Linked DNA regions of Homo sapiens: region 1 is linked to region 2. Evidence: read pairs that join two places in POLR2A ChIA-PET (ENCODE). Cell type or tissue: PC-9. All regions are shown on one strand. Links, peaks and the distances in the headings refer to the core of each region. The heading gives the core; the rest is flanking DNA. Region 1 holds the start of LOC124903387 (a long non-coding RNA gene). Region 2 overlaps TECPR2 (tectonin beta-propeller repeat containing 2).

Region 1 (15,154 bases), core at 4,297-12,296, 1.1 Mb after region 2:
GCACTGCAATCTTTAAACTTTGTTCTGAGAACACAAAAGAATGGGCTCCCGGTCAAGCAGGGCTGGGGGATGGTGGGCAGGGCACTTTCCCAGGGTTGGGGTGATTGGAGCTGAGTCCAGCACTCTGCAACATTGCTTTAAATTTACTCAACTGTGAACTCCCTGCAGCCATTGCTGTACCCAGTGCCCATCACAATGCCCAGCAAGCCCTGAGTGCTTGCTTGGTTGGCAGACATGGCAGTGTAGACAGCCGACGGCTTTGGAAACTGATTCAGTGTGGCTGCAGCAAAGGAGGTGGAAGGGGGAGACACGGGATGAGGCTGGAAGGTGTGGGGGAAGGTCACACTCAGGATGCAATCTCTATCCTGGGAGCTATGGGAGGATCTTCAGTAGGGGCCAATATGGACAGAATTGCCTGTTTCAAAGATCACACTGACCATAGGAGATTGTTCATCACCTGCGGAGAAGTGATTTTACGAAATCAGTGAAGACATAAGGAATGGAGGATCCGGTTGGCAAAGTGGGGATGAGGCCGAGGCAGAGTGCCTTAGGGTTCTCCAGAGAAACAGAACCACCAGGGGATATATCCAGTCATGCCTGGCTTGATGATGGAATACCTTCTGAGGTATGTGTCATTAGGTGATTTTGTTGTGCAAACATTAAAGAGTGTATTCATACAGGCCTAGAGGGTAGCACCTTTTGCTCCTAGGCTAGAAAGACATACGGCATGTGACTGTACTGAATACTGCAGGCAGCTGTAATCCAGTGGTAAGTATTTGTGTATCTACACATATCTGAACATAGAAAAGATACGGTAAAAATATGGTATCATAATCTCGTGAGACCACTGTAGTACATGCGGTCTATCATTGATTGAAATGACATTATTCAGTGCATGACTCATGTGCGTGCGTGTGTGTGTGTGTGTGTGTGTGTGTGTGTGTGTGTGGGAGCCTTATTATGAGGAATTGGCTTGCACGATTATGGAGGTGAGAAACCCCATGATCTGCCTCTGCAAGCTGGAGCCCCAGGAAAGCCCCAGGTGCTATAGTTCAGTTGGAGCCAAAGTCCTGAGAACCAGGGTAGACGATGGTGTTAAGTCCCAGGCCAAGGGCAGAAGAACATGAGATGATCTTTTTTTTTCCAGCTCAAGCAGGCAGGTAGGAAGAAAGAAAGAAAGGTGAATTCCTTCTTCCTCCACCTTTCGTTACATTCAGGGCCTCAAGGGGTGAGATGCTGTCCACTCACACTGGGGAGGGTGATTTGCTTGGCGGAATCCACTCAAATGCTCACCTCATCCTGAAACACTCTCATAGGCACACCCAATAATGATGTTTAATCCGGGCAGCCCTTGGCCTGCTCAAGTTGACACATACAATTAGCCATCGCACAGAGGATGGGAGAGTCAGTTCCCACCTTCCTCTTACGACGATGGCTAAGCTCTAGCCCAGGAGACCCTGCCTCCTCACGCATGTCACAGGCCACCATCTTTGGCAGCAGGTGGCAGAAATTCAGTCCTTGTTTGGGAACTCACAGATGATACGAAAAGAGACTAACATGGGAAAGGGGAGAGGAGTTTGTCTCAATCTGGGCAGATATCTTCCACTTCTAGAATCTGAGAAAGTGATAAAAGAACTTACTGAAGAAGCATAAGTTGCTCATCTTGGTAGCTGAGCAAAGGAGTCCAATGAGATTAATTTCCCTGCTGCTGAAAATCTGTTGCATGAGTTTTGGGTTTCCCTTTGTCCTTTTCCCCCTTGGCTTCTGGTATGAAAATGACAGCTCCACATTTGCTTGACACTGTAGAACTATGAAGTCAAGAAAACAGAAGGCTTCCATTTGTTTTTTATAGGAGTGCTAATGGCCTCTTCTCAGATTTGTGTCTGCCTCTGGGTAAATGGCCAGTGCCTTTTGTCATGAAATTAAAACCATTTGAAGCAAATGGGAATTATAAGTGTGTGACCATTATCGAAATGCATCTTTAAATTTCATAAGCTCATAATTTTGGATACGTGAATTCAGTGCACATATTATTTTAGGTTTGTGGAGTTTTCAAAGGATATTCAAGCTTAAGGAAGGGAATTGAAAAAGATCTGATTGTATTGAGAAATACAAATAAAATCCTAAGCCCCCCAGCTGACTGAATGGACCTCCTCTTGGCCAAAGAGACCCCCAGAGAACCTTAAAAACTGAGTTCCCGGCCATGGGATGGATGAGAGGTCAGGCACACCTCAAGACAGCCCCTCCCTCGCTAACCGCCATTAGAGTTTCTTTTTAAAGAGATAAACAGAAACCAGCCCTTTTGAAAGATTTGCTCCACTGCTGATTTCAACCAGTCACCTGACGTTACAGCCAGACCCCCTGCCTTTTGCAGTTTAGACACAACAACTGACCAGCATGAACGCTAGAGATAATCAGACTGACGATAGGATGCCAAATTGCAAGTAAGACCGGAGGCCGTGGCAGGCAAGGGTTAAATCACGCACCTCTGTGCTTCAAGAATAAACGAGGCTCTCACTGCCACGAGGTTTTGTCTTTTTTCTAACAGCTAAATAAGCATTGACCTCAAGATAAGCAATATTAAAACAATGGCAGCTCCACCAGATGCTGACTAACTGATCCCTGTCCCGCAAGCCATAACTACAGCTTCGAGTGAACAAGAGACTGATTTCAGTAACTTTCCCCTGATGGGAGACCACCCTCCAGGGACTGGTTCTGGCTGGTCCATGGGGACTGTGCACTGAGTGCCTTGGAGTCCCAGCTGCACCTTGCGACATATAGGGCCCAACTGTAAAACATTTAAATGTGAAGTCTTCACTCCCAGGTGAACATGTGTGTGTTGATGGATGTAACAAAGATGTTTGCTTACTACACGTGCACACAGCCCCTCTTCATGAATCTTCCCAGCTCCTCCTATAACCTGCTAAATCTGTACGCTTAGCCAGCTCCTTCAGCATAGTTTCCTCTTTTACTGTTCCTTCTTCAAAGTGCCTGTTCCTGATTTAACAAGTTGTTAAACAGAACAGCCTACAGGTTGTAATCGTTTATAAAAAATAAAACTCCTCTTTTCTAAATGTATAGATCTCGTGATTTTAAGTCAATGGTATCATGGCAAAATTTGTTACCTGTCCCCCAACTCCCCACTCCCATTGGTTTCAAAGTTTCAGGACAATTTCTATAATTAATAAGAAGCTCTGTGGCTGGGTGCAGTGGCTCATGCCTATTATCCTAGCACTTTGGGAGGCCGAAGCGGACAAATTACTTCAGCCCAGGAGTCTGATACTAGTCTGGCCAACATGGTGAAACCCCATCTCTACCAAAAATACAACAACAACAAAATTAGCTGAGCATGGTGGTACATGCCTGTAATCCCAGCTACTGGGGAGGTTGAGGGTGGAGAACCCCTTGAACCCGGGAGGCGGAGGTTGCAGTGAGCTGAGATTGCACCATCGCACTCCATCCTGGGCAACACAGCAAGACTCTGTCTCAAAAAAAAAGAAGAAGAAGCTCCATGACACATTACACCACCTGAGACTCCCCAGACCCTGGTCAGTGCAATCGCGTCTCAGCAACCTGTGTGCCGTTCTGCGGCTCCTTTCCAGCCTCCGTCTTCCATCCTTCCCCTGCCTCCTACCTTTCCTCTTATTCTGTCTCTTTTTAAGACCCAGTTTACCTGTCGCTTACTTCTCTTGGAATTATTTTTACTGCTTATGAAGATTGGTTGTTATGTTCTAGTAGCAATGACAGATCTCCAAGCCATTTCTTCCTTGGAGAATTTCTCTGCTTTTAAAACAGGCCCCTGGATATTTGATAAAAGCAGCTGCGGAAGCTGTGAAGAGTGGCTGACACCTTTGTTTCTAATGATATTTTAAAGATGTTCCCATTGGGAAACGTGGAACTGTGTTTGAGAGGAAAACAAAACCCAAAAGCTTATAAACAATGATATTAATGATGATGGAGACTTTTCCTCATAATTAAATAAGCAGTCCTAATTTTATAAAATACAATTATCAGGAGTTTAGATTTTTAATCTCCTGTGTATTTTGAAGCATGGCTAAAATATAATAAATCCTAATTGATTTCTTCCAAACAAGCAAAGCCTACAAAAATCCATGGAAAAAATTTACCTTTAAAAATAAATATTATAAAGTCCACACAAATTCACTATTTCCCAGCAGAAAAAGAGCTAGCCCTTTAGAGAAGGGACCCTCCTTGATCTCCAGGAATGACACTAAGGGGGAGCAGACCATTCCTATTCAGAAAACGTGAGCTGAGCCTTGTCATTCCCTTTTCCTCTTGGAGCAGAGGCTGGCTAGTGGAGGTCAGAAGACTGAGGTCCTAGAATGGGAAATTTGGGCCATGGAGAAAAGGAGGCAAAATCATATGACTTGGTGTTAAATGTTTTCATGGCTGTGGGAAATAAACCCATAAGTTCACCCTACAGCACCTTCCTCTACACTGCTCATGTGGCTGTTTCTTCAAACCAGACTGATGAGCTATTTATTTTATTAATTTGTTAAATATAGATGGATGCTGGGCTGACAGCGATGAATAAGAGAAAGCTCAGCCTGCTGCCTCGATGGGGTTTATCTGCCACTGGTAGAGACGCCCAACTCACAACTAAATAACAACCAATGATTTCATCTCATTTGCCACCGGTGACTTGCAGGAGAGGCTGCAAAGCCTGGAATGAGTGGGCTTGACCCCAGATTGAGGCTCGGGAAAGAAGGCTTCCTTGAGGAAGCCATGTTTGAACATTCGAAGGATACAGGCAGGTGCACACAAGGTGGGGAAGGGCGTTTCTGGCAGACGGCATAGCATGTAAAGGCCCCCGAGCAGGAAGGGCAGAATGAGGAAAGAAAAGACAGACAGACAGTGTGGGTGTAACCAGGTGAAAGGAGAGCAGTTCATGGAGCCAGCCTGCAGGGGAGGGCACTTCTGGGCCCACAAGTAATAATGTTGCCTCATGGTGGCAATATTTTGGCACCTTCTTCCGGCCACAGCAACTCCTCAAATGTTACTACTGGCTGAGTCGAGCAATTTTGTCTTCAAGGTCTTGAAATGCCTTGGAATGGAATCACGTGGCCTGGGAGCATAGCACCCTCCTCCCCTGGGCGGCAGTCCTGGACTGCTCACCTCTTCCCCTGGCCACTGCTCACTCTGTTCCTTGCAGTCTGAGGTACTTCTTGAAGAGATGATGGCAACCAACGAGGAGCTGAGGAGTGTCTTCTTCATCCCTGACATCTGTTCCTGATACACCATCTGCCCTAGACAACAAGCCCACGTCTTTCTTCTTGTTCTTCCTTCTCCACTTCTTGTTTGGACTCTGGGAGTGGAGGAAGTCATTATGCCTCACGCTCGGGGAGCCTGCAAACATTCTGCAGAGGAAAAGGGGCTTGGGGAATTACTTTCTGGGCTCCTATCGTCTCTTCTTGACATTATTTGCTTGGGGGCTCAGCTTTCCAGCTGGCTGGAGCAATTCAGAGAGGTCTGTCCTTCCCAACAAATGGAAGGGAGGGGCTCAAGGTTACTCTGTCCTGCACAGGTGGACATTGGCCCAGCAGGCTGCAAATGTAGATGAGATTTTACATAGACTCTAAAAATCACCATGACATTATCTAACATTAAAAAAAAATCCTGCAAGCAAATTGGACAGAGGACTGAAGCAGGGAGAGATGCTGGGAAAACCTGTTTTCTTCTCAAAGCACTATCAGTGACATGCCATATGGTTTTTGCCAAACCATTTGGCTGCTTTAAGATTTTCTATTCCCAAATGTAAAACTGAGCTAATAGAATTTGCCACCCCACTGGGATATCACAAGCACTAATCAGAATGTCTATAAATGCCTTTGAACTCCTTTGGAAAAACATGCAACCAAAATACCAAGTGGGATTTATATAAATGTCATGCTAACCCTAGATCTTCATTTTGACAGTGGGAATTTAGGGCTTACGTGGATGCATTTATTACAGTTCTCACCGAAATTACACATGACTGGATGCCTTGAGCTTTAATTTTTTTTTTTTAACAAGACTTTGCAACCTGCCAGGTTGAAACTCAGAAATTTTTCAAATGTGAATTCCGTTATGAAGAACAGTTTGCATTGAGGAAGTTTTCTTTAACTATCTGGGTCTATCCCATATGCCATGGCCATTGAGGTCCTGTCATCACCTTTGGTTTCCTTGAACTGAAAATAAGACAACCTGATCTTTTATCCTCAAATCTTTGGGGCGTGCTATGGTGCATTATCTTAATACTCATGCATTCTCTGTCCTTTCTGTTGGGAGAATTGAGAAAAAATTTCTATCGACAAATCTGCAAAGGTTCATCCTTTAGAAAGCCCCATGACTGTTTATTTGACTCTCGGATAATTATACTTAAGTCCATGTGTTTACTTCGGAGATCTCCAAAAAGAGTAGAAAAGATCTAGCAACCCCAAATTAGTTTAGGAACCAGCATGTCCCTTGCTTTAAGGAACACAGTAAACATTTCAAAAGAGCATGCCAGCTCATTATCTAACTCTCTCTTCAGTGACTTCAGGGAAAACAGCAGCAGTTAAGCAATGTTTGCCAAAAGCAAATCTGGGGACGGGTGTTGATTTTAAAAGAGAAGGAAAGAAGAGCTAGTTGCTCGCTGCAGGTTCTCCTGGCTCGGCGGCGCGGAGGCAAAGGCCTGTTTCTGCAAAGACTTTGTGAGGCCCCATGACTCTTCCTCAACCTCCCGACCGCTGGAGGTCCCTGATAGTTGAATAAGCTAAGTGCAATGTGCCCGCCCAGTTCTTTCCTGGAAGATGAAACACAGCTCCCTGAGTCAGGAGACAGAAGAATGGATAAACATTCCTCAATTGCTGTTGATAGGTTCTCACCCCAGAACCCAGGCAGTCGGCCTCATGCTCCAGAGTGCAGGTCCCATAAGGCGTGAGTATGGGGGTGTTTTCCACCATGACATCAAGTGCATCCCCACACTGCCCCCAAACGTAATTAGCATGTCCTATGGCTGTTGGAGATTCTGGCTTGTTTCGAGAACTAGCTTCCTGGCACTCTAGGGCTCAACTGCAAAGAAATGCTCTTTTGTGATAACGCATCTGGACATCCAGTGCAAGAAACTGAGCATTAGTCCCCCTGACCCTCCCACCCCCCAGAAAGACTCCAACTGAAAGGTTGCACAATGGCTGATCAAAGTCCACCACATTTCTTTCCAGGGCTACGATTTTGTTCTGTCTCCACTCTGGGGAGTTGGAAGGCTGGAGCACGGACGAGCCATCTCTCCCCCTACCTCCTGGTGATGTTTGGAAATCTTAATTTTGTTTTATAGGTCACAGGTCAGCCCATCCATGCCGATCCTTGTAATTGGACAGGACGTGCTTTGTGTGGTCTGATTACATCTTTTCTTTCAGACCCAAGGGGAGCCGTCAATTAGAGCCGTGCTTGAGCCTAAGGCTGACCTGAACCGTTTGAAGGCAGATCTTCCATGGAGTGCCCCGGTACTACTTCATTTCCAGGAATCTTAATTACAAGGCATTACTCTGATGGATTGAATGTATTAAGTAGCCTCAATTCACCCCAGTTTGCAGCCCTTTGGGAGGCGGCTCCCCTCCCATCATTTTCTGCCCCGCTTTGCTGCCCCAGTGCCATGGCACCAGGAGGGCTTTGTTCCAAACCAACTTTGAGCTGTGAGTATTATCAGAGGCCCCTCCCCTGCCTGGAGGCCTTTCGGAAACTACTTTATCTCTTGCAGGTCCTTTTCTGGAAAGGTCAAAGGGATGAGAGGGGTCTCTGCAGTGTCCTGGATCTGGTTTCAACCTCACCTTCTCCATGTATGAGAAGACAAGTCACTTGGATTCACCATGCCTCGGTTTCCCCAGATGGCAAGCAGGACTCAGCCTTTTGGTGAGAATCAGATAAGACTTAGAATGAGATGAGAATTACATGTGAATGCACAGTTGGGACGTGGTGCGTATTTCACTGTGGGGCTGTGACTGCCAGGCAGACCTGAGATTGCTTCTGAAGAAGAGCCGCTGACTGGTTCGTGGGCCATCTCGGCAGGATGTGCACTGGGAGCAGGTGCTCCTGACCTTCCTCCATGGTTCCTGCCAAGTCCTCAGTGATACGGAATGCTAGCCAAGCCCCTGGGGGAAGGGACACAGGGCCCCTCTGAAATTTCAAAGCCGGTTTGCACAGCAAGTTCCAGGAGAAGGTGGGCACATTTGCATAGCCACCAAGGAGCCTCTTTGTTGGAAGGGAATCAAGGCAGGACCCTCCTCCTTTTTTCAATTTAATAATGAACAGCCGGGCATGGTGCTGACTTGGGGCTGCTGGCAGGGACAGGCACCAGCGTTGCCAATGGAGAGCTAGCTAGCTATGAGAGAAATTCAGGGGCAGTGCCGGGGGCTGAGTGGGGGTGCCAGCAGTGTGTGCTGGATGGGAAGTGGGGCTGGGGGGCCTTGCTAGGAGCAGTGGCTACCGATGTGTGAGCAAACCAAAGGAGTTGTCACCCTGGAACCTGCTCAACAGAGCACCCGGTGATCACCCTGCTAGGACATCCTTGCGGCTATGGACAAGTGCCCATTGGGTGACTCAGGCACCTTATCGGAGCCCCTCCCCAACCCCATGTGGTGAGTGCAGTCGTATTCACTCTTTACCAAATAGCAGCTTAGCATCCACTTTTCTCCCTTTTTCTTCTGGGTCACCAGAGGGCTTAAGTGTGACTGGTTGCAGACGTGGCACTTGTGGCCGTGTAGGATGCCACACGTGGCTGATGTGGAAGGGGCACTGCAGGTGTGACGGATGCCAGGCACTGAGGAAGCAGCTGCATGCCCTCTGGCCTCACTGGTACAGTTTTCCAGGTGCCGTCTCACACCCTAAGCTGGCCAAGGCATCCTTGGGGATGGCCCTGGAGCAGCGCCTCCCTATCTGCTCGCTGCAGAGGTGACAGCATTTAATATGGCAAAGGCTTCCCAGGGGCCAAATGGAGAGGTCATCAGAGCCTCGTGGTGAGAGCCAGGTCCAGATTTGGCTTTCTGGAAGTGAACGACTAACATGATCCACCTATGACCACAGATTGTTCTCTGAAATAAGTCACAACTTTGAAAGAATGAGTGAGCTTTCTCCTGGGATTTGATTTGGTTAGAGGGTAAGGAGCACACTGCTTTGGCCACACTGTGGGTCTCTAACACGGTCTCCAACCCTTTGTTCCATTTTCTCCCCTCCCTCTTCCCCTTGTCCCCCTCATTTTCTTTCCTTTCCTTCCTTTGAACAGTACCTGGTCCATCAGAGGACGAGCTTTCACGTGTTAGCCAACACCTCCGTCATCACCATCATTGCCATGATCATCGTCCTCATCACCTTGACACGCTGAGCTTTGTAGCTTAAAAACAAAATGCCTTTAACAATGTGCAACAGGTCTAAGATGCCACCTTTGGGATCAGATGGGAGTTTGGGATTATTTCTATTTTCCAATTGTTCAGCCCCCTCCCACTAAGTGCGAAGCGGAGAGCCATTAAGTTGCAATGGATTTGATTCACCACGTGGCCCCTCAAATCCTTTCTGGAACAAGATTGGATGTAAAAATAAATCAAATAAATGCATTTTCAGCGTGTGCAGCCCAGCCCAGAGCTCCTTGCAGATGACTTCTTCCTTTCAAGCATGTGCCCAGCCAGTGCCACTAGGAAAGTGTCAAAGAGAAAAGCCGGCTCTGGCCCCGGGTTGCATTGGAGCAGTGGATTGAGCTCTTCAACTCTCAGCACTTCAACACTCCGCTTGTCCCCTAAGGGTTTTCTGAAGGTCACTGATGCTGGCAGGAAGTGTGGAAAAAGGATGTTTATACCTGGGGCCGGGAGATGGCCTCTCTCAGGCTGGGAGAGACTGGCAGAGCTGCCTGATAATGAGAACAATGCCATCCACACCATTGTGAGCACACGGTAAGCCTCAGGCATGTGGTACACCTGAGAGGCGCTTCTGTGTCTCCTGGATTGTTTATGACAATCATGACAAGCAGCCACTGCCTTCCCATTTCACAGCCAAAGGAAGCATGGTGTGGGCAGATGCAGTTGCAGTTTGTCTCCAAGGAAGGAAAGTGGCTGAGTTGTAAGTGGCTGAGTTGCAGGCTGGACTTCGGTCCATATTATTATGGGTTGAACTGTGTTCCTCCCCCCAGATTTATGTTATGGTCCTACCTCCCAGGACCTTGGAGTGTCACTTTACTTAGAAGTAATGTAGTTGCAGAGGTAATTAGTTACGATGAAGTCATGCTGGAATGGGGTAGGCCCTCGTCCAATAGGACAGGTCCTTATCAAAAGGGGAAATTTGGAGACAGACCCGCACTCAGGGTGGATGCCACCTGAGGATGGAGGCAGAGGTCAGCGTGGTGCTTCTACAAGCCAAGGAAGGCCAAGGATGACCAGTGAGTTAGGAGAAGCCGGGAGAGGCCAGGGACAGATCCTCCCTCACAGTCTTAGAAAGAAGCAGTCCTGCTGACACTGCAGTCTGGATCTTGCAGCCTCCGGAACTGTGAGCGAGTACACTTCGGCTGTGTAAGGCACACGGTCTGTGGTGCTTTGTGAATTACGGCATCCCTGGGAGACTGACACAGACATCAAACCAAACCTGTCCCCTTTCCACTGTATTTCCTTGAGCTTTAACGGAGCAACGAGAAGACTTTGAAGGCCCCCTTGAGTCCTCTACAGGGTGAGGACGGAAAGGAAGCAGGCCTGGGCTCCAGGGTCCCAGGGCTCTGGGAGAGGACTCTTGGTGCCTGCTGGTGGCTGTTCCCTCCTCCTCTCTGTCAAGCCACTTTTCCCGTTTCTGCACTCGCTCTTGGGCTGAGACTCCTCAAGAGGGAACTCCCTTGGTGCCGCCATCTGCGGCCGTGGGAGGGATCAGAGTGGCCCAGCGGCCATGCAGAGGGTGCGCAGTGCTGAAGAAGTCATGGAGGTGAGACCCACTTGTGAGGCTTTTGAAAATGTTCACTTTTGGATAATGAGCTTTTATTTATTTATTTATTATTTATTCATTTATTTTCAGCAAACTGATCTCTTACTAGAACGAAGTCAACAAGAGCTACCCTTGGACTCTGGATGCCTGGGAGGGTCTGGAGCCGTCGGGCAGAAGGAGAAGGTGGAGCGGGTCTTCCCGGAGGCCGGCTCCCACGGGGGCGGCCAAGGCTCTGGGCCTCTCGGCATGCCTCTGCGGATCCTGTTGGATCCAGAACCGTCTGGATCACCTGAAGAGTTATTTGATACCAGCTGATTTTCTAAGGGGACAGCCGGGTGGGGATATCATAGGCAGGCACACTGGCTTCAGAATTAGAGGCCAAAAGTGTGGACTCTCTCAGCCACTAACTCAGTTCTGCTCTCTGGCAAAACCCTTCGCAGCTCGGGCTGCCCTGTCTGTGAGTGGAGGTGGGCAGCTCCCGTCTCAGAGTCCTGGTGGGGGTGAGGTGGAAGGCCCCAGGGGCGGCACCCTCCAGTGAACTCCGTAGCTTCCTCCCCTTCATCTCCCACGTTGTTTACAGTGTAGCTAGGGGTCAGGACACTGTCCCTATTTCATATGCTTTGTTTGGCATTTTCGGTATTTAAGCCTCTGTCAATTCAATCAGACTTCGCTACAGAAAGGGCAAGATACCAGGAAATGCAGACAGTGCCTAAGCATCGTTCCTCATCTCGAACAGTGGTTCTAAGTTGACTCTGTGGTGTATTTCTAGTGGCAATACTAGATATTTTCCTTTATAGCAAAAATGAGAATCTTTATTAAAACAACTATGTATTATTATTTAACATCCTGATTCCAAAGTGACAGCTATATGGCATGGCTTATTAAGAAAGTTGATATCTAGGTGCTTTGACAGTTTACTAAATCTTTTTTTAAAAATTTATTTATTTATTTTTGAGACATGGGGTCTTGCTATATTGCCCAGGCTGGTCTCAAACTCCTGGCTCAAGCAATCCTCCCACTTTGGCCTCCTAAAGTGCTGGGATTACAAGTGCGAGCCATGACACCCAGCCCAGTTAACTAATTCTTGATGATTGAAAGCTTTATAGCCCTAGTCTCACCTCACTCTTTAATGCCTGCTTTCCACCTCTGAAGCTAGAATGTTCCTGATGCATACGTGTGGGTCTAGGGTGGTGAGTGGGAGTTTTCTCTGTCCCTGATCTCTGCTAATAATATTGAAGGATACAGGCCTAGTTTTTCACCATCCCTATTCTGAACTAGGGAGGAAGGAGAGAGAAAGAGAAGGGGGCAGTGGAGAGAGAGAAAAAGAATGAGAGAGAGATTGAGAGAGGAGGCAGGCAAAACTCCTATCTATAGGCCATTTCCGTGCCTTTGAGAATATTAATTCCTGTGGCTTCTCCTGGAGAGAATGAACAATTTTCCACTCTCATAAAGAAAAAAGACAATTTCCTTCCTCCCAATAGGAGTTTGCAGGGGCCCTGTGCTGCTCTGGAAATTGCACGAAATGTCAATACTATAGACAGACATATACATTAAGCTCTTCTTAGCCTGGCTCCTTAACAACCACTCTGGTGTCCACAGCCTGCCTTAACGACACACTGCCTTAGTGGTGCGGTCCAAGATGACTGGTTTTAAAAAGAGCTGTGTCCTCCTGGTGCAGACAATCTCATGACGACAATGTGTTAGGCAGGAAACATGTGGGTCTTCAAGCAGAATTCCCGTGACTCTGAGCTGAGACTTACCACGGGGACCCTGAATTACTTGGAACCTTGTGCTTTCAGCTTTGGAGGGTGCGATGGGGTGGGGGGGCCTCTCTTTTAGCAAGATTTTAAGCTCATGAGAGGCACGTCCTGCCCTGTGCCTCATTGCCAGCAACCTCTGTAACCCTCTAGAACCTGAAACTTAATGATAACTGTGTGGGGAGGGCCTGCCAGAGGGCTTGGCTTTGACACTTGTTTATGGAGCAGGCAGGCGTGTTGCACCCCTGTTTGCAAAAATGGGGCTGATTTTATTCTTACTGTGAAGGTCTTTAGCTATTTTCTTCCAGAGAAGTACTACCTTTCCTGTTCTCTCTCTTTTCTAAACGTTTCTTTGAAATATAATACATAGGCAGAAAAGTGCATAGGAGTGTACAGCTTGATGCCTTTTCATTGACGGAACACACCTGTGTAACTGGCATCCAGATCAAGAGACAGAATATCCCATAACCTCTGAAATTGCCCCACTCCCCTGCTCCCCACCACGGTAAATCACTAGCCTGCCCTCCAATGATACAGAGCAGTTTTGCCTGTTCTTGTACTTTACATAAACGGAGCTACACAGTATGTGCCTTCTTCGCGCCTGTTTCTTTTGTTGCAACATTTAGTCATTTAGTCAGATTTAGCCACAGTCTTGCCTGTGGTTTTCAATCCTTCATTCTGGTTGTTATATGGTAATCCAATGCATGAATGTACTACAGTTTATCTACTCTACTGATGAGGAACACGTAGTTAGCTTCCAGTTTGGGGCTATTACAAACAGTGCTGCTGGGAATATTGTAGTTTACACTTTTTGTTGCATGTCTGTGAGCGTGTCTACTGGAGGGCATACCTGGGAATGACATGCTAAGGCCAAGGGCTCGTTAATCTTTAACAGACAGATGCAACCAAGGCCATGACAGTTTGCAACGGCCAGGAGGGAGAGTCCTGCTTGGGTACATCTTGGCCATACATTTTGGTCAACACTTGGTATTTTTCTGGTGCACATTTTCGTTATTTGCCTTTTCTTTTTCCTCCCCTCTCCTCCAGAAATACAGCCATTTGGATTGACAAAGATGCAACAGCAATTCAATGGCGGAATAGTCAGTAGTCGGTTTAACCAATGGTATTGGAAAAATGGGACATCCATATGTGAAAAAATGAACCTGGGCCGGGCGCAGTGGCTCATGCCTGTAATCCCAGCACTTTGGGAGACTGACGCAGGTGGGTCACAAGGTCAAGAGATCGAGACCATCCTGGCCAATATGGTGAATCCCCATCTCTACTAAAAATACAAAAATTAGCTGGGCGTGGTGGTACATGCCTGTAGTCCCAGCTACTGGGAGGCTGAGGCAGGAGAATTGCTTGAACCCGGGAGTGGGAGGTTGCAGTGAGCCGAGATGGCGCCACTGCACTCCAGCCTGGTAACAGAGTGAGATTCCGTCTCAAAAAAAAAAAAAAAAAAAAAAAAAAAACCTGAACCTAGACTTCACTCCTCATATACTAAGAGCGTGTGTATGTGTTCTTTTCAAACACCTGTGGAATATTTACAAAAATCCTGTTAGGAACAAAATCTCAGCCAAGTCCCCAAGGCAGAATTCACTAGGCTAATTTCTCTGACTTCAACGGAAGACAATTAGAAATTAGTATCCAAAGAATGTCGGCGCTAAGAGGCGGAGGGTTTTCGTTGTTGTTGTCCGTGGCTATAGCCCCAAAGCCTAGAATAGTGCCTGGCATCAATTTCTGAATTAGTGAAAAACGTAATGAGGCATACTGATTAGAACACATCCAATAAAAATTAACAGAGGAGCTAAAGTAACGATATGTATTGTTTATTGAATGTCTAGAGGTACATTTTCCAGGCTCTGTGTAACATCCTCATGAAGAATCCAAGCCCGTTCCTTCTGCTCTGTATTCTCATTGTCTTGGCCTCATGGTCCCAAGATGACGATGATGATTATACTAGTATTAATAACTATTATTATTATAAAGATAATGATAGTTCGTATGACTTGCTTTGTGCCAATTGTTGTTCTGAGCCCCTGACGTATTGTTATACATTACATGCTCACATCTGTCCATGAGCTAGGTGTAATTTTTCCTCATTTGCAGATGGGAAAATAGAGGCATAGAGCGATTCAGTAACTTGTCCAAAGTCATACAGCTAATAATTGGTACAGCCAGGAGTTAAGCTCAGGCATAGCCCATAGTCTGTGCTTACTTTCTAAGTTTTATTTTAACTCCAGGTGTTGTATTTTCACAGCCAAAGCAGGAAGAAAGAGGCCACATGAGGCCACGTAGCCACAACAATCTCAAGGGAGGCCGGGAAATTAAGTATCTGACGAAAAAGAGCAGGAGTTCCACCTTAAATGAAGCAGGAGCCAGGCCTGAGAGCAGGACGCACTGCCATGCTGAACAGAGGGCCTGGTCCCTAAAGCAGGAAGGAGTCAAGGATCGCAGTCGGGATT
Region 2 (15,154 bases), core at 3,636-11,635:
AGGTTTGGGTGGATTTTTTCATTTAAAATGTGAAATTGTTAACATAAAAATGACCTCCATTTGCTTTTCTTATGTCATAAAAGGTTTCCAGGGGAAACACTATCCAGACACAGGGATACGAGTTTTAGGAATGACAGATTTTTTAAAAAGGAGAGAAACTGATCACAAAGCATAGAGTGCCTCCACTAGACACTTCATACCACTGGCACTAAATTATCTTTTCAAGTTGAGATCTTAAAGCTTTTCTTTAAATGTTGGCTTTAAAGTGAGGCTGCCTATAAAGCCAGTGTGAAAATTACAGCAATTCACCCACCTATGAGACTTCCCTTAGCGACGTGGAATTCATTCTTGCCCGAGGAGATCCAGACACCGCTGTTATTGACCCCGAGAAGGCTTGGCTGGCACTGAAGCTGCTGGGACCAAAACGCCATGCGCAGCTTATCTGCCACCTTTTCTACGGGGGCTTGGGCTGCTGTGGCCACCGAGTGAGTGGCATGGATTATCGTCTGAAATAAGCTGCACTGGTCAAACACCACATAGTCCGTGATGCTCACCTGGAAGGAGGAGACAAGCAAAAGCCCTGCTGTCAGAGCAGTTACAAGTGTAGACTCTCTGCCTTGAGGGAAGGTTCTAGCTCAGGTCCACACCTCTGCATTTCTAGTAACAAGATGACCATCCAAACACAAATGTGCACGTGTGCGCTTGTGAAAGGACCAAAAAAATGTGGCAGGATGCCATCAAACTGCTAATGCTAACTCCAGCTCCTTCGTAGGGTTGGATTTAAAGGTATGGAAGAATATATTCACATTTTATATACTTTTATACAACATGGATCTGTTACAAGCATGTATTACTTTTGTGATTATCACCCCCTCACACCCCTTCTAAGAAGACTTTCATTCTAATCAGAGTGAGAAAGAATAATTTTGCCATCTTTTCTGAGACAGTCTTGCTCTGGCATCCAGGCTGGAATGCAGTGGCACAATCATACTCAGCCTTGACTTCCAGGATCAAGCAATCCTCCCACCTCAGCCTCCCAAATACAGGCGAATGCTACTACATGTAGCCAATTTTTAAATTTTTTGTAGAGACAGGTCTCCCTGTGTTGCCCAGGGCTGGTCTTGAACTTCTGGGCTCAAGTGATCTCCCTGCCTTGGCCTCCCAAAGTGTTGGGATTACTGGCATGAACCACTATGCCCAGCTTTAATTTTGCTTTTAAATCAGGTATTTCCAATGGACAACAGTATACGGTACTTAGAAACATAATATGCATCTAAAAAGGTATCACAAGTAGAGTGATGAACTTTTTTTTTTTTGAGACATAGTCTTGCCCTGCCACCCAGGCTGGAGTGCAGTGGTGCAATTTTGGCTCACCGCAACCTCTGCCTCCTGGGTTCAAGAGATTCTCGTGCCTCAGCCTCCCGAGTAGCTGGGACTACAGGCGCACGCCACAACAGCCGGCTAATTTTTTATATTTTTAGTAAAGATGGGGTTTCACCATGTTGGCCAGGCTGGTCTTGAACTCCTGACCTCAGGTGATCCGCCCGCCCAGGCCTCCCAAAGTGCTGGGATTACAGGTGTGAGCCACCATGCAAGGCTGTGATGAACTAATTTATGATCTGAATTGGGACTACTAATAATTACTCCAGGGCAAGAGCATCAACTAGGACCATCCTGGGTATCTAGACTCTAACCCTAGCTCAGAAGGGTAGCTTGCTTCTATAACATTCCTGAAAAGCATTCATATACCTCAGACATTTCTCCAACCACCCCTCCCTGCAGGAAGCTCTTCTCTTCTTGGGCAGCTTGATATAAGGCAAATTCTTTATGAGTGAAAATCTGATTCTCCATGATGTTCACTCACATTTCTGCCCTGCTGGGTTTGATTACATAAAACATCACTGGCATAAATGCCCTACTCCTGGTCGGGCACAGTGGCTCACGCCTGTAATCCCAGCACTTTGGGAGGCCAAGGCAGGTGGATTACTTGAGGTCAGGAGTTCCAGACCAGCCTGCCAACATGGTGAAACCCTGTCTCTACAAAAATACATATATGTATATTTTTACATGTATATGTATATATATGGTTACAAGTACACAAAAGGTATTTTAAAATCATTTGCATGACTATCAAATATTACCTAGTATATAAATTAGATACATCTGTATATAATGTACATATTATATAGAATACATATTTTATCAAAGAGTAAACACAACTCATTTTTCTACATTCTCATCTGAAAGACCTCAGAGCAGTCAATGCAAGACAAGCCTTCAACAAAGCAAGTCTGAGGTGACAATAAAACATAAACCAATGGGGCAAGATACTTCAGAAACATCAAATACTGGCCGGGCGCGGTGGTTCACGCCTATAATCCCAGCACTTTGGGAGGCTGAGGCAGGCAGATCACAAGGTCAAGACATTGAGACCAACCTGGCCAACATGGTGAAACCCTGTCTCTACCAAAAATACACAAATTAGCTGGGCCTGGTGGTGCGTGCCTGTAGTCCCAGCTACCCAGGAGGCTGAGGCAGGAGAATCGCTTGAACCCAGGAGGCGGAGGTTGCAGTGAGCCGAGATTGCGCCATTGTACTCCAGACTGGGTGACAGAGCAAGACTCCGTCTCAAAAAAAAGAAACATCAAATATTTCACGACCATCGACTATCAGTGAAATCTTACCTACCACAGTGGGAGACTGTGGGAGCAACACTAACACTAAACTATACCAAAGAAGGGGAAAGTAGACACTCCTTTGAAAATCCATTCTAGGGCCGAGGGTGGTGGTTCACACCTGTAATCCCAGCGCTTTGGGAGGTCAAGGTGGGAGGATTGCTTGAGCCAAGGAGTTCGAGACCAGCCTGGGTAACAGCAAGACCTTGTCTCTACCAAAATAATTAGCCAGGCATGGTGGCATGTGCCTGTGGTCCCAGCTACTTGGGAGGCTGAGGTGGGTCGTGATCCTGCCACCACACTCCAGTGTGGGCAAAAGAGTGAGACTCTGCCCCAGAAAAAAAGAAAAGAAAAAGAAAAGAGAAATTCATTCTAGGCGCTCTTGCTGGGACCAAATCACACACAGTGAGCTTGATTATACCCTCATCCTGTTTCTTATAGTGTTTCCTTTTCTGGAAGCACGTGGGAAAATTCTCCTGTCTTTGCTGAAATACCATCTACTTAGAGGCCTTCTGAATAAGCAGAGACAGCTCAATTTTAATTCTGGGTTGGGCTTTCAAACCTATTATCTGGGCTCTTTTCTCAGCACATTTGTTCATAATTAAACATCATTATTACCTAGGTCTTCAAATGGATGTCACTGGGTTTATTTAGCCTATAATAATAAATATATAAACAATATCAAAATAAATAAATTAAGTGCATTATTTACACAAAGAGTTTGCAAATTATTTCCTATGATGAAAAGTCCTTTATGTTTCTAATGCACTCAAACACAGCAAAGTCTAATCCATCAAATAGAAAAAAGGAATACTATTGGCTGGGAGTGGTGGCTCCACTTGTAATCCCAGCACTTTGGGAGGCGGAGAGGGTGGATTTCTCTCTCTCTCTCTTTTTTATTTTTATTTATTTTGAGACAGGGTCTAGCTCTGTTGCCCAGGTTGGAGTGTGGTGGTGTGATCTTGGCTGAAACCTTTGTCTCCTGGGCTCAAACTATTCTCCCACCTCAGCCTTCCGAGTAGTTGGGACCAACGGCGTGTGCCACCATGTCCAACTAATTTTTGTATTTTTGGTAGAGACAGGGTTTCACCATGTTGCCCAGGCTGGCTTTGAACTCCTGGACTCGAGTGATCTGCCTGCCTTGGCCTCTCAAATTGCTGGGATTACAGGTGTGAGCCACTCTGCCCAGTCTGGGTGGATCTCTTGAGCTCAGGAGTTTGAGACCAGCCTGCACAACATGCCAAAACCCTGTCTCTACAAACAAATACAAAAAACTAGCCAGGCATGGTGGCACACGCCTGTAGTCCCAGCTACCTGGGAGGCTGAGGTGGGAGAATCACCTGAGCCCAGGAAGTCAAGACTGCAGTGAGCCGTGACTGCACCACTGCCCTTCCGCCTGGATGACGGAAGGAGATCTTGTTTCAAAACAAACAAACAAATAATAAAAAAGTGAGTATTTTAAATTTAATCTAGTATCGTTAAGGAAAAGAGAGAAGTAAGAAAAGGGGAAGCAGAAAAGGTCGGGAGACCTCGGCACGTGGCGCAGAGCTGAACACCTACTTGCCACCAATGGTCGTCATCTCCTTGGGGCTTCTTGGAAATAATGCCAGTTCTGAACCACAGGTTCCCATGGATGTCCAGGGCCCAGAGAGTCTGCTGATCCCCGAGCGTTATGCAGACGGGTTCTAAAGCTTGCCTTTCGCTGAAAATAAGGAGGAGAACAGGGGGGTCAGCACCCATAGGCAGAGTGCCCAGTGTGTCTGGACTGCGGACATCCAGGGTCTCCCGGCAGGCGTGGCTGGGAGAAGAGACGTGGCCCTGGAGCGGATCAGCAGGTGCCAGGGAAGGAAGTTTGGGTCTGAGTTAAATTACTGTGCAAGAGATATGGTTCAAGTGGGTGGCAGCTTTTGAAAGACACACTGATGACCCAGAATGGCTGGGAACACTCTTAAGAGAGAAAATAACCTAAGAAAAAAGCGAGTAGGCACAAAAGGAATCCAAGGCCCCTGAGCGCCTCCATCTCTCTACTCCTTCCCCTACCAATCCAAGGCCCCTGAGTGCCTCCATCTCTCTACTCCTTCCCCCGCCAATCCAAGGCCCCTGAGTGCCTCCATCTCTCTACTCCTTCCCCCGCCAATCCAAGGCCCCTGAGCGCCTCCATCTCTCTACTCCCTCCCTCACCAAGGGAATGACTGTAAACTCCCCCGATGTGCCAGGCTATTCTGTGCAGCTGGACCTAGGCAGACACTGCCCTCTTTGCTGGAGACGCCCTCCCCCTCCTTCCATATGGGGAAGTCCTCGTCAGCTTCAAGGCTTAGCTGTTGGTCCACTCTGCATGCTGCCTTCCTGATCTCTGCATGGAGTCCATGGTTCCCTCAGTGCTGCATGCTCCACACTCCTGTTTAGGGCCATCTGTGCTAATGGGTGTCCATCCATGCACGGGGCCCCCATGAGACTTGGAACTGATGAGAGCAGGGCCAGTCTCAGCCCTCTTGGCGCACCCAGCCCCTAGCACCATTCTGGCTTTTTGTTGTTGTTGCTTTTTTTTGTCTGTCTGTTTTTTGAGATGGAGTCTTGCTCTGTCACCCAGGCTGGAGTGCAATGGTGCGATCTCAGCTCTCTGCAACTTCCGCCTCCCAGGTTCAAGTGATTCTCCTGCCTCAGCCTCCTGAGATGCCCGGTTAATTTTTGTATTTTTAATAGAGACGGGATTTCACTATGTTGGTCAGTCTGGTCTCGAACTCTTGACCTCGTGATCCGCCTGCCTTGGCCTTCCAAAGTGTTGGGATTACAGGCGTGAGCCACCACACCTGGACCATTCTGGCTCTTAATAGGTATTCACTGAAAGTTTATTGGCTTGCTAAATTCAAACCAAGAATATCCTAATCTAGTTTTTCAAAGGACTATTAATACTTCCATACTAGTAAAATGATCTGATGGCAATTCTATAACTAACATCTTGAATGGTAAAAAAAAAAATAGCTTAATAAATTACAGTTCAGAGATCGGGCCAGGCATAGTGGCTCATGTCTGTAATCCCAGCACTTTGGGAGGCCAAGGCAGGAGAATTGCTTGAGCCCAAGAGTTCGAGATGAGTCTGGGCAACATGATGAAAACCCAAAACTCATCTCTACAAAAAATACAAAAATTAGCTGGGCATGGTGGCATGCATCTGTAGTCCCAGCTACTCAGGAGGCTGAGGCAGGAGGATCACCTGAGCCCGGAGGTCAAGGCTGCAGTGAGCCGTGATCGTGGCACTGCACCCCAGCCTGGGTGACAGAGTGAGAACCTGTATCAAAAAAAAAAAAAAAAGCTACAGTTCAGAGATCAACTTCGATTAGCATGAAAATAAAGAAAAATATTTGGACCTAAGCCGTCACAGACACTAAACCAGAACTACCTGACGGTGGGCAATTCTGAATAGAGACCGTCATGACAGACTCATGACGCTGTGATGCTCAGGGCTGCGCAGAGGGCGGCAGCATTTTTAAAAAGCGAGCTCTGACTCAACGTCCAGTTTGCCGGTCAGAATTAGGCAGAGATTCAAGCTTAGCCTATAGCCATGGAGGCTGCAGGTGCTGCCTCCCAGGAACGGCCTCATGGTGCCTTGTGGTGTCAAGTGGACAAGAACGAAGGGTAGGACAAGCACGATGTGAAAGGAGTCTCTGGCCCGCCAGTACCTGACAATGTCACACTTCCACTGCTCGCCTTCCGGACAGAAGCTGCTCACGCCCTCCCGGTACAGGAGGGCCCTCTGCTCTGTCAGCGCCCACACCACATTGTTCCGGGCTGTGATCTGGGACAGCGGGTAGGGACAGTCCACCTTTACGGCTCTGGCACAAGGGCGATCCACGCTCAGACCTGCCAGGAAGATGGGAAGAAGCCCCAAAGACACACAGTCAGAACTCCACACCTCATTTTGACTTGGTTATTGGCTTATTTTTCCTTTTTTGGTATTTTGCTATATTCTTTTATGATGAGTGCTTTAAAAAAAAACTTTAATTAATTAATTAATTAAAAATATAGACGGGGCCTTTCTACGTTGCCCAGGCTGATCTCAAACTCCTGGGCTCAAGAGATCCTCCCACCTCAGCCTCCCAAAGTGCTGGGATTACAGGCAGGAGCTGCCCTGTCCGGCCGCTTTTTTGTTGTCAAGTTTAATCAACATAAAGTGGTTAAATTCTGCCTAAATGTAACATCTATCTGAAAACAGTTTTAGACACTCTTTGAAAACTGAACAATTCAGAATTATCTGGTGTCCCAATGTAGCTTAAGAAGTTCTAAGAGAAGAACACAAAAGCCAAGAGCAGGAGAGTGGCCAGATGGAGGCCCAAAGGCTGCAGGGCAGAGCAGCTCTTCCAGGCAGAGGGCTGCAGCGCTGCTGGAGTTGGCAGGGACCTGAGGCCTGCAGTCGTTCCTGCAGAGAGCTCCAGCACGGCGGCTCCTCTCTGCTCTGACTGGGTGCGAGGTTCCACTAATAAAATGAAACCCCGAATTTCCCAGATGAAATCTGAGGTCTGTCAAACTGCAAGGCAGTGGCAGGCCAAAGCTCAGGGTCCCTGGCTCCCTGTCCAGGGCTCTCCCCTTGCCTCCTTGTGTTCTGTCAATAAAGTATGTCTAAATGAGCTCAAAGGCTATTCCCAGGGGAGCAGACAGACCAACTGTCGCCTACAACCCTGTATTCCTTGACCTTAGGCCTGCAATTAGGTCTCAGTACTCAAATATGCTCCGTGACTAATCACAGACGCACCTATAGTATTGCAGTCCTTGGGTGATATTTCCTTCCACTAAACTAGGTGGGAATCACCGGCAGGACTTCTTACACGACACACTCCTGAGCAGTCTCCAGAGGGATTGGACCTAATCCAACAGGTCTGGGTGGGGCCACCTCATGTGAAATCACTGTCCTGGTGATTCCTCTGGCACTACTGGTTTAGAGGTCACTCGCTCCTCACCCCCAGGCCAGAAGCACCTCCTGTCTTCCCCATGACCAAAGCTCAAATGTCCTGGCAGCTTAGATGTGCATGTGCCTTGACAGAGCTACTTTCATTTAAAGAAAGACACAGGAACTAGGCTGGAGAGACCTGGGCCAGCATATGGCCTATGAAGCCAGCATGGCTGTGCACCCAGGCCAGAGGTTCTTACACAGCTAGGAGAGAGCCAGCTGTGCAAGAGCTTCAACCTGAAGACTCATCCCCAGCTGACGACTCACAGCAGTGATTAAAACATGCTCCTGAGGCCGGTGGCTCACGCCTATAATGCCAGCATTTTGGGAGGCTGAGGCGGGCGGATCACAAGGTCAGGAGTTCAAGACCAGACTGGCCAACATAGTGAAACCCTGCCTCTACTAAAAATACAAAAGTGAGCTGGACATGGTGGCATGTGCCTGTAGTCCCAGCTACTCGGGAGGCTGAGGTAGGAGAATCGCTTGAACCCAGGAAGTGGAGGTTGCAGTGAGCCGAGATTGTGCCACTACACTCCAGCCTGGGCAACAGAGCGAGATTCCGTCTCAAAACAACAACAACAACATTCTCCTGGAATCAACAACATTAAACGCCTGGAAGACTGATCTTTACATAAATCCAACGTGGCCTCTGGACAACTGACGATAACTCCTGCCCCACAGTCCTTCCAGATACTGATAAATCACATTGCTGGTGGAAGATCCTTCCCCATTCTGCTGACAGTAAACACTGACTGTCATTACAGCTTATTTTTAATAAGCAAGTCCCACTGTGCCCTTCCATCAGCTAAAAACTTCCCTGAGGGCAGCTTCCTGTGACTTGCTGAACTGCTATTTTTGTTTTGTTTTGTTTTGAGACGGAGTCTCGCCCTGTCACCAGGCTGGAGAGTGCAGTGGCGCGATCTCAGCTCACTGCAAGCTCTGCCTCCCAGGTTCAAGTGATTCTTGTGCCTCAGGCTCCCAAGTAGCTGGGATTACAGGCAAGCGCCACCACGCCCAGCTAATTTTTTGTATTTTTTTTTTTTTTTTTAGTAGAGACAGAGTTTCACCATGTTGGCCAGGTTGGTCTTGAACTCCTGACCTCAGGTGATCTGCTCGTCTAGGCCTCCCAAAGTGTTGGGATTACAGGCATGAGCCACCACACCTGGCCTGAACTGCTATTTAGAGCAAATTATGGCCTGGTGTGGTGGCTCACACCTGTAATCCCAGCACTTTGGGAGGCTGAGGCGGGCAGATCACTTGAGGTCAGAAGTTCAAGACCAGCCTGGCCGACATAGTGAAACTCCATCTCTACTAAAAATACAAAAAAATTGGCTGGGCGTGGTGATGGGCACCTGTAATCCCAGCCTGTGATCAGGAAGCTGAGGCAGGAGGATCACTTGAACCCAGGAGGCAGAGGTTGCAGTGAGTCAAGATGGCACCACTGCATGCCAGCCTGGGCAAGAGAGCGAGACTCCGTCTCAAAATAAAAAAGAGCAAATTATTTCTTTTTTTTTCCTGGCCCACGGGTAAGTAAGTATATAGGAGCCGGGCTTTGATATGGCTGAAAAAAAAAATGCAGCCACTTAAACTTTAGCTTAAAGGGGGAAATGAATTTTATGTCCTTCCTCTGTATTCTTACCTCTTAAGATCTAACATTGTAGGATACGTGATATGCGGTGGTTGGCCATAGGAGAATAAGATTCTGTTTCTGTATCTCACCAAATAATCCTATTCATTTTTGCCCTAAATTTGTCCTGGGTTGAGTTTGTGTCAATGCAGGAAACTGCTAATACATGCCAAATGGCAAATACTCTCTTCCCAGAAGTGTCTTAATTCGAATGGATTTAGCCTCTTAATCATAGCGATTGTGGTAAGCATGTTACTAGCAAAGCAGGGTGCAGCAGAGGCAGTGACGGCAGAGCTGGCAGGCCTCTAAGCGTGGCCCGCGGTTACCTGTCTGCAAGTATAGGTCCCCACTGGTCCTGATGATCCAGGCCGTGTCATCGCTCAGGGCCACAAACACTGCCTGGGGCAGGGCTTCGTACCAGTGCCGCTTCCCCTTGATGGTGACTTTCCCACAAGCAAAAGCCCGGTTAGATTTCTGTTCAATCTTCCAGAGAAGGGCTCCTATGGAAATAAAAATTCTATTCACTGTCCAATAAATACTAGAATATATTTCTATACAAAAGTCTTCATGCTGGGCATTGAGGGGAGAAAGATTTCTAAAACACATCCTGTTCTGTCCCCCCAAGTGGGGAAAGAGGCCACCAGACCCAGGTTTGGGCCCTTGGCCACCACCCAGTGGCTATGCAGCTTCAGGCTCCATGTCACCGCCCGTCTCCAAGCTTCACTTTCCTCCTGGGCCGTGGGGATCATCTCCACCTTACAGGGCTGCTCTAAAGACTGCAGACGGAAGCAGATCAACCACATGGCCACAGAGCTGGGCACATGACAGGCGCTCCTCACACGGGAGGAGAAACACTGATGACATTATTAGGTTTGATAAGTCTCCAAATAAACATCCTAAGCACAACTAGTGCCCTAGGAGAGGCTGAAAAAGTCCTTTAGGGATTCAAAGAGAAGGATCAGTTCTGGATGAGCTGAATGGAAAAGGTGCACAGAAGGAACACACTTGCACTGAGTTGGCCTGTTTTCACTGTGAAGAGGACTTTGATGAAGAGATGGAGGAGGAGAGAGGAAAGGGAAGGCAGGATAGCGCTGCAGCTGGAGGCCTGGAGCAGGCCGACGCAGGCAAGGCAAGGGGCCACCAGTGATCACCGAGTGTCAGCTGGGCTGGACTAGAGGGCCTGTCGAGCATCTCTGCCTGTGGTGCCCCCGGCACAAGGGCTCTGCTGCCCACCAAGGACATGGGACTGGGCCCTGAAGGACGCCTCAACTGAGCAGGTGAATCTCATGGAGATACAGAGTTCCCGCTAGCACAGTGAGGGACCAAGGGGCCTGGGAATACAAGTAACTAATATAGTCAGGAATAGAACCAAAGTTCTAAAAGGCTAAGGAGACAAACCTGAAGGTAAATGATACCAACGAGAAATGAATTAAAACACACAACTGTGTAATGACAGCTTGTGGAGTGGGTTGTTAGCCAGTCTCTAAAGAAAAATATTTTTCAAACAAACAGTGAAAGCAAGCAAGAAAAACAACGCTGAACAAACTAATATTTTAAACAGTGACAGAGACCAGGGAGAATTAAGGGAAATTCATCCCGAAACACAGTGAAGTTACAGAGAACAGACAGGTCCCAAGCCACAGACTCAGCTTCGGCTTCGTCTGACTTCTATTCCAATGTCCTGACAGTAAACCAGGCTGCTTCAAGGCAAAAGTGTCCCCACTGGCGTAGGTGCCGACGTGGCCAACACAACCTTAAGAAAAAACAAGCAAAGCCGGGCGTAGTGGCTCTCACCTGTAATCCCAGCATTTTGGGAGGCTGAGGCGGGCGGATCATGAGGTCAGGAGATCAAGACCATCCTGGCTACCACAGTGAAACCCCGTGTCCACTAAAAAAATACAAAAAAATTAGCTGGGCGTGGTGGCGGGTGCCTGTAGTCCCAGCTACTGGGGAGGCTGAGGCAGGAGAATAGTGCGAACCTGGGAGGTGGAGCTCGCAGTGAGCTGAGATTGTACCACTGCACTCCAGCCTGGGCAACACAGCAAGACTCTGTCTCAAAAAAAAAAAAAAAAGAAAGAAAGAAAGAAAAAGCAAGCAAATGATTCCATGCAGATATGGGAGGTCTTCCAGCTCAGGAGAACATCGTTCAGGAAACACCAGCTCCAGTTCACTAACAATGGCCTAACAGCAGCATGAAAGAATGAATGGACTTTCCTTTTAGAGTCAGGGAGTAGACTGTTCACCCACAGCAGAGAGCTCATTAAAACAGAATTCCTAAAGAGGAAGCCAAATAATTGGAATATATCTAACATATCCATAGGCCCGTCTTCGTTAGTTCGGTTGCTTTAAAGCAACAATGAGAAAGAGAAACACGTATTATTTTTATGAAGAGTTAGTATATTAATATCCCTAAAAAAGTCCCTCAATTTTCAAACTTTTTGTCTAGCTTACAAAAATACGATCAGAGCTTACCATTGCAATTAATAAAGAAAACAAAAACTCAAACTGAACACCCATTTACACTACGAATTGACATCCAATGAAGCAATTCACGTTCTTTGGAGACAACCCCTCAAACGTTCCTGAAGAGGCAAACCTGGTGAACGCACGGCAGCGTGAGCCCAGAGCTGCTGCAGGGGAGCCCTGTACTAAGATGTCTGCACCCCGGGGGCGGGGAGCAGGAGCGGCGAGCGGGAGCAGGGAGCGGGAGCAGGGAGCGGGGAGGCGAACCTGAGGGCGAGACTGCCACCTGCTGGACAGCATCTTCAAACTTCTGCCAGCGCAGCCCGGCGCCCGGCAACGCGCTGCAGAACAGGCCGCCTTTGTAGTCCAGGCACCAGATATACTTCTCGGAGACCACCAAGCTGAGGATGCCATAGCCGGGACCCGAGTAGCCCATCCAGCTTTCTGCAAACTAACAAGGGAAGAGCCAGTGAGTTCTGTGGCAGAGGACACAGCCACATTTGGCTTACTGTTCTCAGTAAGAAAGGTGAGAGGATATCATTAACACGAGACGGTAAAACGGGTCAGCAAGACGCCAAGTCAACCCTTCTCCCAACCCCTGCTATCTGTGGACACCCCTCTACTACAAACCTTCTGAGACGCGTGCTGCTGTCTCCCTACAAAGACTCCCTGGAGTCCCTGGATGACATTTTCTCCTGTTCTAACACCTTTGCAAATGTAACGCTTAGAGCATCACATCACGTTACGAAGGAGCTGCTATTATTCTGCAGGCATACCTCACCTTACACAAAGAGCCAGGTTCTTCAACATTTGGATGCAAGTCAATTTTTTGTAGTCTAATCATTACAGAGGCACTGGATATATGGCACTACCACTGTCTTTCTTTTTTCCACCATATTTTCTTTTTTTTTTCCTTTTTGAGACAGAGACTCGCTCTGTCGCCCAGGCTGGAGTACAGGGGCACAATCTCGGCTCACTGCAACCTCCGCCTCCTGGGTTCAAGCAAGTCGCAATTCTCCTGCCTCAGGCTCCTGAGTACTTGGGATTACAGGCATCTGCCACCACACCCGGCTATTTTTTGTATTTTTAGTAGAGACGGGGTTTCGCCATGTTGGCCAGGCTGGTCTCGAACTCCTGACCTCAGGTGATTCGCCCACCTTGGCCTCCCAAAGTGCTGGGATTACAGGCGTGAGCCACTGTGCCCGACCTTGCTAGAATTCTTTTAAAAATCAAAGCTAAATAAAGTCTTTGTACTTTAATACTTTTCAATAAATGCAAAGAAGATAAATGTATTTGTACAGATACCCACATAGAAGTTAACTACTTCAAAGAAAATGGTGCCCAACTCTTCTCAATCCAGCCCTGCTCACCATGGCAAGTCTTACTTCCACACCGAACCTCCAAATAAAAACACACCATAAAATTTCTTGGCTTCCCAGCTACCTGGAGTGGGATGAGGAAGGGAGGAAGTTAGAGAGTCAGGGGCTCAAAGGGCCAGGATCCCTGTCACCTAAGTGAGGGCTTTCCTAAATTTCTGGCCTAGAATTCCAATACCCCACCCCACCGACAGTCTGCCTGGCTAACGCCCAGACATTAGGGGGCCATGCTGCTTGCGCTTCCTGCAGCCCTGTACTTTGCTCAGTACCCTCACCTGAGTCCCACTCAACTGCGAGGATGTGAACATGTACCTGGCTCCCCCTCAAGACTCTGAGGCTCAGGAAGATGGAATCCACAACTAGCTGCCATCTGCACTGTGGTCCCCAGCATAATCACAGAGGCTGACAGTCAAGGCCACTCAAGAACCACTGGGTTGAAAAGATAAATGCCGGATGACTGAATAAAAGGCCACCCTTGGCCAGGCACAGCAGCTCACACCTGTAATCCCAGCACTTTGGGAAGCCGAGGCAGGCAGATTGCTTGAGCTCAGGAGTTCGAGACCAGCTTGGGCAATATGGCAAAACCCCTTCTCTACAAAAAATACAAAAATTAGCTGGGCATGGTGGCACATGCCTGTAGTCCCAGTGACTCAGGAAGCTGAGGCAGGTGGATCACTTGAGCTTGGGGAGGTCGAGGCAGCAATGAGCCATGATTGCGCCACTGCGCTCCATCCTGGGTGACAGAGTGAGACCCTGTCTCAGAAAAAAAAAAAAAAAAGAAAGAAAGAAGAAAAAAAAGCCAGACTTATGGCGTTTTGTCTCAAAACAAGTAAGCAGCATGTTTCACTTCTGAGGCATGACAGCACAGAGGGTGAGTGAGGGGGTCCTGGGGCCCGCCCTTCATTTGCTATGTGACCTTGTGCAAGCTGTCTAGCTGTTCTGTGCTTCCATTTTCTCCTCTGTAAAATGGGGACAAGAAGAGTGCCTATTTTATAGTTCGTGTTTAGAGAAGTAAAAGAGTTAAACCTCTAAAGTGCTTTGTGGGATACCTGCACATGGTGAGCACTGACAAAGCGTCACACTGCTAGCACTGACAGAAGCCAGCGTAGACTGTGGAAAGCACACGTGGCTGTAAGTGCGCAGCCATAATTCATACCTCACATCGACAGTTAGTAGGAGACAGGGCAAGACACAGTTTTGAAACAAATATATCTAGTAATAATTACTTGCTAAGGGAAGTAGGCACTTTTAAAAAAATCACTTTTAATATAAAATGCTCAAGGACAGTTAAAAGTCATCTCCTAGTTACATGTGCTGGGTGGACCTACAAAGACTGGTTACTCCAAACTGGTTCCTGTACAGCTCGCAGGGGAGCCTTGGAGCCACTGTTCGGAGGTTGAGGAGACAGCAGTTCTGGAAATGGCCTCGTGCTCTTGCAGATGGTTCCTTGGAGGGGTGTGAGGAGAAGGACAGGAGACTCCCTGCCTCCAAACTGCTCAGAGCTTTCTCTACTCCACAGGTGGACAGTCCTCTGCCCACTGGTTTTCTGAGATGGCCCCAGGCCAATTCAGCCCTGCCCTACGATGGCTAACAGTAAGTGCCTACACCAGCCTGCACTTGTGGGGTCAGAGGAAACAGCAAGACGCTACCTTGGTTGGGGAGGCAGGTTACTGAGCAGGGTAGAACAGGTCAGAAGTAGTTCAAGCCATTCATAGTCCCTGTGCTGGAAATCCCCTGAAACCCAGACTTGAAAACAGAGTTGGCCTACGGATTTTGCAGTAGGAATAGAATTTCTTTCCATGAGAAGGAAAATAATCAGTCTTGACAATTATTACCCTTAAGAAAGAAGCCTCAGCTACTTTTCCCACCACCCGAACCCACATACCTGATCTGGCTTGAGCAGCCCGGCGTCCTCTGCACCCAGCCGGCTCAGGTCCTGCTGGGAGCAACTAGGTCCGAGCTCTGTCACACTCGTCTCTGAGGATGAAGAAGGAAGCCCGTGGGCATAGATGTCCTCCTCATCGCTGGACGTCAATGTCTGATCCCGTGGAGGCTGCTCAAGCCAGGG

The links. ChIA-PET counts read pairs that join two places held together with the same protein. Peaks named below come from ENCODE experiments on the same cell type or tissue, not always from the same donor. Only the 100,000 strongest peaks of a DNase experiment are listed, where the experiment ranks them.
Region 1: POLR2A ChIA-PET joins it to region 2 with 6 read pairs; 1 of 35 experiments calls an interaction of 5 or more read pairs at or near these places.

What each region holds. Positions count from the first base shown.
Region 1 is chr14:101,326,969-101,342,122 of GRCh38, reverse strand. LOC124903387 (a long non-coding RNA gene) reads left to right here and starts at 6,630. Exons shown (of 7, transcript XR_007064342.1): 1 at 6,630-6,918; 2 at 7,203-7,282; 3 at 7,398-7,484; 4 at 7,739-7,890; 5 at 9,260-10,932; 6 at 11,023-13,910; 7 at 14,950-15,154. RefSeq lists a silencer at 8,485-8,685. In PC-9, for the core only: no CTCF peak of the experiment used is centred there; DNase peaks (open chromatin) are centred at 6,532 and 8,572.
Region 2 is chr14:102,435,029-102,450,182 of GRCh38, reverse strand. TECPR2 (tectonin beta-propeller repeat containing 2) reads right to left here. Exons shown (of 20, transcript NM_014844.5): 9 at 14,972-15,154; 10 at 11,978-12,161; 11 at 9,574-9,747; 12 at 6,356-6,536; 13 at 4,236-4,377; 14 at 314-554. Among named protein-coding and RNA genes, the nearest start is that of ANKRD9, 67 kb to the left of the region's middle. RefSeq lists an enhancer at 9,848-10,355 and a silencer at 12,025-12,074. In PC-9, for the core only: a CTCF peak has its summit at 7,890; DNase peaks (open chromatin) are centred at 7,452 and 8,472; H3K4me3 peaks cover 1,185 bases; H3K27ac peaks cover 3,695 bases.